Linked DNA regions of Homo sapiens: region 2 is linked to region 1. A link is an interaction called in ENCODE POLR2A ChIA-PET data of the cell type or tissue named here. Cell type or tissue: HCT116. All regions are shown on one strand. Each heading gives the region's core, and the rest is flanking DNA. Links, peaks and the distances in the headings are about the cores only. Region 1 overlaps RAD51B (RAD51 paralog B). Region 2 has its middle 190 kb from the start of RAD51B-AS1.

What was found. Peaks named below come from ENCODE experiments on the same cell type or tissue, not always from the same donor. Only the 100,000 strongest peaks of a DNase experiment are listed, where the experiment ranks them.
Region 2: POLR2A ChIA-PET joins it to region 1 with 6 read pairs; 6 of 35 experiments call an interaction of 5 or more read pairs at or near these places.

Annotation. Positions count from the first base shown.
Region 1 is chr14:68,440,954-68,446,335 of GRCh38, forward strand. All of the region lies in intron 9 of RAD51B (RAD51 paralog B), which reads left to right. Among named protein-coding and RNA genes, the nearest start is that of RAD51B-AS1, 240 kb to the right of the region's middle. In HCT116, for the core only: no CTCF peak of the experiment used is centred there; no DNase peak of the experiment used is centred there; H3K27ac peaks cover 2,543 bases.
Region 2 is chr14:68,494,972-68,500,353 of GRCh38, forward strand. It overlaps a transcript of RAD51B not described here. Among named protein-coding and RNA genes, the nearest start is that of RAD51B-AS1, 190 kb to the right of the region's middle. In HCT116, for the core only: no CTCF peak of the experiment used is centred there; no DNase peak of the experiment used is centred there.

The sequences.
Region 1 (5,382 bases), core at 151-5,150:
ATCACTAACCAGGATACTTATGTAGTTGTTTGATGACTCATAGAACTTTATAGACCTTGGGGTCAGATATATGTTTTATATGAAAAGAGCAAGATTTTAATGAAAAGGAAGTAGGTCATGTGCAACAATGTAACTACAGTTTCTGTGTCTCTGAAGTGTTCAGTTTTGTATGACATTGTTAGTTCTTTCTTCTGACCAAGTTTCCTTCATTAGCCTACAAGGGAGCCTATGAAGTGAATTCACAGCACCAGAAATAACATGAGAAGACCATAATTTTTTAATTATTTCAGAGATTAAGATTAATTTAGGCCAGGCACGGTGGCTCACGCCTGTAATCCCAGCACTTTGGGAGGCCGAGGTGGGTGGATCACGAGGTCAGGAGATCAAGACCATCCTGGCTAACACGGTGAAACCCCGTCTCTAGTAAAAAAACAAAAAATTAGCCGGGCGCGGTGGCAGGCACCTGTAGTCCCAGCTACTCGGGAAGCTGAGGCAGGAGAATGGAGTGAACCCGGGAGGAGGAGTTTGCAATGAGCCAAGATGGCGCCACTGCACTCCAGCCTGGGCGACAGAGCAAGACTCCATCTCAAAAAAAAAAAAAAAAAAAAAAAGATTAATTTATGGATTCTAGTATATAACATACATACATAAACTACTGTCTTCATATGTGGGTACCTGGAAAAATTTTTCCATTGCAAAAAAGATAATGTTATTCTAAAGTAAAATTCTAGCTCTGTTTCTAATTAGATATGTGATCTTGGACAAATGACTCTGAGTCACAGGTTCCCCTTCTATAAGAGAATTTCATGATCTAGAAGATGATTTCACTTTCTGGTTCTATGAAGAAGAAGCAATGCCATGCTATACCTCAGTTACTATTTTATACAGTGGGAAAAGTCTCATTATCAACGGGCGCTGGCCACATTGTTTGTGCTAAACCATAGGATATAACCCTAACACTCTGCTCAGTTATTTATTTGGCTGACGACTTCCTCTTGTAATACTTCTTGACAGGTGGTCAGAGGAATACCTCTTGGAATCCACTGGCAGAGCTTGTTAAAAATTCAGATTCCTGGACTTCCCAGACTAAATCAGCAGCTTTGGGGGTGGGTCTAGAAATCTGCATTTCTACATTGCTGGGCAATTCTTAAAGATACAAAGTCTGAGATCCATGGCCAGTCAACAGCACGTAGTGTTAATATATTCTATGATGTGAATTACTTTAACTCTCTTTACTCTGCGTCCAGTCTGCAGGGTCTTAGCCCAGGGCCTACTACTGACTGGATGATTTGGTCACAACCTTTCTCTCTCTAGGACTGTTTTCTTATTTATGAAATATGGGGTCTGGAGTATTAGTCTCTAAGGAATCTTTGTGTTCTAACAGTTCATGAAAATAGTTCTCTAGCAGCATCTGAGAGAGTTACTGAAACTACCTTAACAAATCCTATTTCTTGAGTGCCTACTATGTAGTAGGCATTGTGCTTTTTTTTTTTTTTTTTTTTTTTTTAGCTAGAGTCTCGCTCTGTTGCTAGGCTGGAGAGCAGTGGCGCGATTTCAGCTCACTGCAACCTCCGCCTCCTGGGTTCAAGCTATTCTCCTACCTTAGCCTCCTGAGTAGCTGGGACTACAGGTGCATGCCACCATGCCCAGCTAATTTTTGTATTTTTAGTAGACATGGGGTTTCACCATGTTGGCCAGCATGGTCTCAATCTCTTGAGCTTGTGATCCGCCCGCCTCGGCCTCCCAAAGTGCTGGGATTACAGGCATGAGCCACTACACCCGGCCGGTGCAGCTTTTATGTATGTTTCATTTATTCTTTATGCTAACCTGTGATATTATTATTATTATTATTATTATTCACACTTAACACTTAAGGAAGTGGAGGCTGTGAAAAGTTAAGTAACTTGTCCAAGCCGACTTAATCAATAAGAGGAGCTGCAGTAAAGTGGAATGAAACTGGGGCTGTGAACACCTAAAGAATGACCCAGGTTGTTGCTCCCCCTGAAACTTCACAAGGCCTGGGCCTCATGCAGTGCACTGCTCATTCACCCTGTGTTCCACTCTCCCAGCAAAGGAGTCCTGGTTTTGGTTTCTTTCGATGTTTACTTGGCCTCTTGCTTAAGCATTTGCCTTTCCTCCTCAATAACAGTGAAAGGACTGAAAAATAATAAAATAAAGAAAAGAAAATCCCAGGGCTGGAAACATTTTGTTTCCTACAAAAAGAATATTTTGCGGCCAGCTCTGTGGTTGAAAGTATTTTTCCTGTGGTCTAGGGATGAGTTGGATCCCATCTCTTCTTGGCCAGGGTCTGAGAACTTAGCCTGTGGCTTCCCATCGAGTCAGCACATAGCATGCTATTTTTTGAACGAGTGTCTGATGATGTTGAATGTGTTCACGAGTGGACGAATAGGTCTGTTTGGGTGTATAAGAAATGTGCGCATGTGCCTCTGACTCTTCCAGGGCAGAAGGAACCTGGGAGTGGTTTTCCACATGCTATACATATCAACGTAGCTTTTAAGTTTTCATCACTCACATGATGACCAAAAAAATTCAGATGCTGACAAATGAGAGGAGGGTGATATGTGAGCCTTATGTGGATTTGCAAGTAATCAGAAAGCCAGGGAATCTAAGATTCCCTATCACATTTCTTTCCATTTTCAAATGGAAAATGTCACATTTCTTTCCATTTTTCAAATGCTCAAAACCAAGACATGGGGTTGGTTTTATTATGGCAGGGTGGTCTGATGGTAATGCAGAAGATGGGAATTCTGAGAGCTGCCCCAGCTTGTCCACCTTCAGCCTTTGGGACACCAACTTTGCCTAGCCTTGAATAAGTCACTTTTTCTCAAGGACTGCATTTTCCTATATGAAAACATGAATTTGTGTTTAAAAAAAAAAAACAAAACTTTCTGCTTTCAAGAATAAAAGCTTCTCTAGTGAGGGATGAATTTTGAATATTCAAACCGAATTCATGGATAAGAAATAGTAGTGCTAGGTACCTTTTCTTTACTCATAAAGCATTATGTACTCATATTTGTATGCTTCCAGTATGACTTTGAAGTGTATATTAGTGCCTAGAACTTTTCAGCCTGTTCTCCATGGCATGGCCTTCATGATTCTATCTCTTACATTCTTGTAAAGAATGAAGAACGGGTGTTCTCTGGACTCTCATTGCACATGGTTTTATGTTCAGTTACCTGCTGACTGCCTCCCTGTCATGCCAGCTGCAAGTCACAGCACAGTGCCTGGCACAGAGCAGATGCCCAACTTGTATTTGTTGACTTAAATAAAACTTCTCCAAAGATGACAAGCTACTGTTTGTAACTTCAGTATTCTCTTGTGCGAAGTCCTCTACATAGCTCTCCATTCAGGGACATTTCTAGAGCTCAAATCATCATGACTTCCAGGAAGAAAAGTTGTAGTCACTGGATTAGGGGGCATTGTTTGAGGAAATAAGCAAATTCCACAGGTGGAAAGAATTGTGAATTGTGTGTGTGTGTGTGTGTGTGTGTGTGTGTTTTGAGGTGAAAGAGGTTTAGGGAAAATTTGAAAAGCTATTGGAATGGAAATTAAACCATCCAGAGTGTTTTATTTTAGAGGGATAGGGTTTAAGATAGACTCAGCAGTGGTGGCATTGGCCACAGGGCTGCACCTACCCTGGGATGCAGAAACTGGCCCATCCAAGTCAGCTCCATGGGAAAGAATGACCACAAAGTGATCAGGGGTCACCAGTGAGAAAAACTGGCATTTGCTGTATTTTGTCACACAGGACAGTAGAACTGTTCTCACAGTAGGAGCAGGGATGGGGTGGAGGTGGTGGTGGTGATTTTAGTAAACCAGTTTTCTGGTGATGGGGGGGCATATTTCTGTTTTTACCCCTTAATAATGAGACAGCAACCCAAATAACAGATCCCTCAGTACACTGAAATGCCAAGGCTAAATGAACTGGTGGAACTTTGTGGCTTTGGCTCTTGGCCCACAGGCATATCCGTGCATTAGAGCCATGGCTTGGCAGTAGACAAAGCAGCTGTGTGGGTCCTCGGGGAGCTCTCTGGCTCTGTGGCTTTCTTTGATATGCAACTGAACTTTGGCAAATTTTTCCTCTCATGGCACTGTTTATGAGGTCCAGAGACCTTCATTATGGAACCCAATGCCAACAGCAAACTAGAACTACAGGATGTCTTCCCACATTCACACTCTGCTTGCAGGCTGAAGAGTTAGCCCACAAGGCTTTCAACAAAGGGACAATTTAGGGGAAGAGACTGCAGAATTCTCTTCTCAGCTTCACATGGCTGTAAACCCATAGGATTGGCCAGACCTCTTAAACTTTCTTTCCTTCAGAAGGAAAAGATCTCTTACTTAAAAATGATTCTGTATAAGATTACTAATTTACTGATTTCCAATTCAATAGTATTTAAAAACAACAACGACAGTAACAATAATAGCTAGCATTCATCAAGTACTTGACCATTTGCTAAGTACTAAAGTGCTGTGCATGTATTAATAAAAATGCATTTATTATCAACATCTTTGTAAGGTAAGTACTATTATCCCCATTTTATACATGAAGAAACTCAATCCCAAAGAGATTAATTGTTAGTTGTTATTGGTCTTAATAATTATTCACCAATTTAAGGTATAATCCTGCAGATATAGCTTATAATTGACTGGCTTTCCTGAACCCCACCTTCCTCAGTCTATGACACTGGGCCACAGATACTAAAATAATTAAAATTATCATTCTTAATTGTTAACCCACCTCAAACTGTAACTGGGTCTTGATGAGTTTCAAGTAGTATCATCCTTATATTGGGAAATCTATAATTAAGACTTTTCTAAAGTCATGAGCAGGTATACAGAAAGTGATTGACTTGGTGAATGAGAGGGATCAACTATCCTCCAGAGCTTGTACAGTAGAGTGGAAACAAATGTGGTGTTGGACTGAGAACGGTTTAAGGTATTGGAGGCAATGATTCTGTTCAAGTGCCAAGATTAAACCAATAGACTCTAGAGGGGCTCAAAAGTGAGGCTACATGTCATGGTTTGACGTCTAAATTATAGCTATGCAACTTTCTTTCCTACCCATTTCTACTGTATCCTCTGTGCTTTCTATAATAGCCGCTCCAGGGAATGCTGATAATAACATTATCGGCTGCCATTTTTATGCCAGGCACATGATAAGAGCTATACAAACATCATCTTTATAATATGCTGTGAGGTGGGTTTTTACAATAACACTGTGAAGTGGGTATTACTACCCTGAATTTACAGATGGAAGAAATGGGCTATGGAGATTATGAAGTGCTCTGAAGTTAAAACAACTAGTAAATGGTAGAAAAGAGACTCTGAAGTGACTTGTAGCTACTAGTTTGTCTTGCCTCA
Region 2 (5,382 bases), core at 58-5,057, 54 kb after region 1:
GTACTGCTCATCTGCCCTACAAGGCATAGTGGGTTTTCTCTGATTTCTAGAAATGTCAGCATTCTCTGCAAGGTGAACGGCCAGAGTCGGGATCTTCTATTCAGGCAGAGATTATATAACTCCCTGGGCCCTGGAAGAGCATGACTGTCTACCAGGAACCATCCAGAGAGGCTGTCAGATGAATCAGCATCTGTTCATGCCCTGCCTTGCTTCTCCTGGGCATGACTGCCTCACATGCCAACACCCAGGCTTACAGGTCAACTATTCCAACCCTGCATCCTGCCCACCCCACTTGCTGGGGAGTGCTCTCTACAGCTCTCAGTGCATCCTGTTTGTTCAGACCCCTTTGTCTTCCACTGGCGCAACCGAGAGAGGATTCCTCCGAGCCCCTTTGCTTTTGGCTTTGAAATCAGATCCTGGCACACCTGATTATACTCAATAGCTGGAAATGGTAAGGATGTCCGATGGCAGAGAGCTCTTGTTTTAAGTTCTGCATGCCAGGAAGGCAGGGGGCTGGGTCTCCTTCTCAGGGCTAGGCTGGAGGGGCAGGATGCTCTAGCGGAGGAAGCAGTGTTAACTTGAAGGGAAACGCAGTTGAAAAGGAACTCGAAGCACGGGCTGCCAAGCGCGTAGAAGTGGTAACTGACGACACACTGTGGGGCTCAGACCCCTTCCTCTCTGCTCATATGCCCCTAGATGGGAAACATTCAGTTCCTGCTCAAGGGAACCAGGAGAATCAAACCTGTCTGTCCTGCTTTTTCTGTAGAAGTGTCAGCTCTGAGGCCTTGACTAGGTGGAATAAATAGTGACTTACCTCTTAACCACAGTGAAAAACCCATCAAGCATTTGGATATTAAGGGCTGCCCCTGTGTTCTCAAGGGACCCTCAGCCTCAGACACTGCCTCCTTTCAAGCAAAGATGCTGCCCTAACACGCAAGTCCAGTGGCTTTAAGAGTCATTATGAAAATTTCACACAAAAAGGCACAAAGAGCATCCATGTACCGAAACCCAGCTTAAGAAATGAAATGTTACTGATGCAATTAAAGCCGCCTTTGTCCTTTTGGTCCCATCCTTCCATCCTGCCTTCCCCCAGCAGTAACCACTCAGTCATTGACAAACAGTGTGTCAAACATGCACAAACGGTGATGTGTCCATCCCTCTTTGGAATTACTTAACCTTTTTGAACCTCAGTGTATTCATCGGTAAAAGGGGGCTACTGACAGGATGAAGGAAAATGATTTATGACAAATATTTGGCTGTTGTTCCTATAAAAAGGAAAAAGTCACCGGAAAAAATGGGTCAAATGTAAGACCCTTTCCAGCCTGGCCCCAACTTGCCCCGGCAGCCTCCTCTCCTCTTGTAGCCATATTCCCTCCTCTCCTCTCTGCAGCAGTGTTCCCCAGATATGCCACCTGTGTCCATGCCTCTGGGCCAATGTGGATGCTGTGCTTACTTGCCTGTAATGCTGGTCTCCTGTCACCATCTTCCTTTAACACTGGGGTCCACTGTCCCCACCTCTGACAGGGCCCAGATGCAGTGACTCCTTGGTGCTCCCATGGCCTGATACCTCTGTCTGAGCACTTGCCGTATGGCTGTGATGTTCCTGGTATGTCTGCCTGGCTTTTTCACTGAGCTGCTTATGCAGCAAGGCAGGGATGGGGTCTTCTCCATCCAGTGGCCTGGCCTATTGCCTTCTGGCGCATGGCAGGACCATATGCAGTGAATGAATGAATTCCATTAAGAACATTCGTGATTCATAGGAGGAGGTCAAAATATCAACATTAACAGGAGCTTGGAAGAAGCTGATTTCCACCCTCATGAATGACTTCAAGGGTTCAGGTGCATGAGTAAATGACAGTTCCATCAACAGACTACAACTTTCTGCCCTAGTTAACACAGGGCATCTCCATGTCCCCAGTTCTCCCTATGGGCATTTTTCTCTTTGAAATTCCAAATCTTTTCTGTTCTAGAAGCACGAAACTACAAGTTCTCTCTCAACTCTTCAAATGAGGTTGGAACAAACAGAATGGGGGCATGAACTTTTTTCCCCATAACTTCAATAAACAACAGTTTTAGCCTCAGTAGGCTTTATGCAAGCCTTCAACATCTTTTTCTAGGTATCTTGACACTCATGTTCTTTTTCTTCTTGCAGCCTATGGAAATTCCTAGAGACAGATAAATGTGCAAACCTGTTCATCTTGCCAAGAAAAATCCGCTTTTCTGCCACAGAAACAAAATATTGGGAAAGAGTCTTGTGGTGAAACACCCATCGTTCTCTGCTAAAACATTTGGTTGCTACTGTGTAGACTCAGCTTAAGTCATGGAATTCTAGAGGATGTATCTCACAAGTAGGATCAAGAACAAGCCCAACAGTAATCTGCATCATAAGCTGATTTGATACCATGGCACTGACAATGGGCACTGATTTGATACCATGGCACTGACAATGGGCACACAGGGAACAGGAAATGGGAATGAGAGCAAGGGTTGGGTTGTGTTCGTGGAACACATAGGTTTTTTTTTTTTAACTTTCTCTTTCTAAAATATTTCATTTTGATGGAGGTGAAATTTATATAAGATGAAATTAACCATTTTAAAGTAAACAATTCCGTGGCAACTAGATATCATGATGTGCAACCAGCATCTCTGTCTAGTTCCAAATATTTTCATCACCCCAAAAGCAAGACCCATAACCATTATGCAAGTGTTCCTATTTCCCCCTCCTCCCAGCTCCTGGAAACCCACCAATCTACTTTGTTGCTATGGCTTTACCTATTCTGGATATTTCATATAAATGGAATCATATAGTGTCTGTCTTCTTTCACTAGTATGTTTTCAAGTCTCCTCCATGGTGTAGCGTGCATCAGTACTTCATTCTTTTTATGGCTGAATAATATTGCATTGTCAGGATATACTGCATTTTGTTCATTCATTCATCCGTCAGTGGTCATTTGGGCTGGTTCCACCCTTCAACTATTGTGAATATTGTACTGCTATGAACTTGCATACACATGTATTTATTTGAAACCTATTTTCAATTTTTTAAGGTATGTACCTAGGAGTGGATTTACTTGACATATGGTGATTCTATGTTTAACTTTTTGAAGAACTGCAATACTATTCTCCACATGGCTGAATCATTTTGTATTTCCATCAGCAATGTATGAGCACAGGTCAGATTTTTTGGGAGTCACATTTTAAAGTGGCACAAGACCCTTCTAGAGGGCTCTGTTCCATGCACACAAAACTCATAGTCTCCACGTGAAGACACAAATTTTTCACAAACATGCAGGCAGAGAAAGGAGAGAAAGTGGACCCTCAGCAGACAAGTTGAAAGATGGTTCAGAGAAGCAGTGGACTTCACCCATCATCTTGCTGTGCTCTCCATAGCTAAGCAAGGGGCAGACTGGAGATTCCACTGGCTACTTTGTCTTATTTTCACTTCTTTCCAGTTAGTCCCCACTACTCTACCCTTTCCACAGGACTGTAGGGTTACGGTGACTTTCCTACCCCTAGCCAGGTTCCAGTGGTGGGGGACTCTGTGAATATAGGATCTAGTGTTCAGAGCTCCCAGATTTGTGCAGACTGAACTCTACACATGCTACTTGTCAACATCTGTGAGCCAGAAATAGGAGGAACACCTTTAAAAAGAAACCTACAAACACAAAGTTATTCATAGATGCTCTTGAAGGGCAAAGCAGGGCCACCACCAGAGCCCCATGCAATTAGACTCATCAGAGGGAAAGGGCATAACACTGGCTTTTTTCTTAAAACCACCTGGAAGGAGCTGAGACGTATACTAAATGTATATAGAAGTATTATTTGATTGGAAGAAACAAAAAATGCATTGTATTATAATCTGTCTTCCCTTGCCGTCTGGTAGCTTAACTGTCAGCAATTTTGGAGGAAAGCCCTTCCCAGCAGGGGACTGGGAACCCCTGGGCAATGTCTTTCCTATGACACATGGATCTCTATGGTTGAATAAGGGGCTGAAGGAGGAAATAGACAACAGGGGTCAGAGAGCAAGGCTAGAGGAGGCCTTTGAGAAAAGAGAGTTGTGCCCCCTTTTCAGTGAGTGTGGGGCCTCTGGAGGTTGGCAAGAAGAGGAGAAGGTGAAGGGTTTCAGCACTGAGAGAATGATGTTTCTGGTGGGGCTTTGCCAGAAGGGGGCTCATCACATGTGAGTTTTTGCACTCGTAAGCCTAAGGGGCACAATGGGTTTTGAAATCCCAACATATCCAACTAAGAACAGGAAGCCCTGGGACTCAGCACAGACTTGAGTCCCCCATTGGATGCAATGTTTCTTACTAAGCGGAAAGAACTTGTTTTCACTCCCTGCCAATGAGTAAAGAATGAAGAGCTAGATTTTTCTTTGAAGGTGGTGGATCATGACCCCTCCTTGAGACTAAGCAAAGAAGCACTGATGTTACCATGGAGAGGAGTGAGCCCCTCACCCACCCCAGGTGAGAGGTCTTATCCTGACTTTTTAGTCATAATCCAATGTGATATTTTGCAGGGTTAGTGGATGCAGTAGGTTAAATGGTGGCTCCCAAAAAGATACGTCCATGTCCTTACCCCCAGAACGTGTAAATATGGCCTGATTTGTATAAACGGTCTTTGCAGAGGTAATTAAGGATGTTGAGATGAGATCATCCTGAACTACCCAGGTGGGCCCTAAATCTAATGACAAGCATCCTGATAAGAGACACAGAGGAGGACAGTCACAAAGAGGAGGAGGCAGTGTGACTACGGAGGCAGAGACTGGAGTTAAGCAGCCCCAAGCCAAGGAACACCTGGAGCCACCGGAATCTGGAAGAGGCGAGGAAGAGGTCTCCCCAAGAGCCTTCAGAGGGAGCCTGGCCCTGCAGACACCTTGATGTGGGGCTTCTGGCTGCCAGGACTATAGAGAATACATTTCTGTGGTTTTAGGCCACTCTGTTTGTGACACTTTGTTGCTGCAGCCCTAGAAAACTAATGCAGTCAGGTTGCCCAGAGAGATGAAATGACTGGAGAGAGAGAGAATCTGGTCGTCTAGAAAACTGAGTTCAGCCCCTGGACTTGCTGCTGGGGTCTGAGGTGAACTTTCCTAAACGTTGTGCTGTGGAGTCTCTTCCCTCTTGCGTTCCTCATACATTAACTTCTCATGGCAGAGATCGGAGCTCATGGTTCACCTGAGGACACTACTAAGGACCAAGGAAGTTCAATCAGATCCTCACATCTATTTGAAATAGTGGTAGTAATAATGACCACACTCTATAGAATGTTTAACATGTGCTAAGTATGTCACATACATTATCCCATTTAATCCTCGAAACAATCCTACATGGTTGCTATTCTCATCCCCATCTTACAGATGAGGAAACTGAGGCTCTGGGAGGTAAT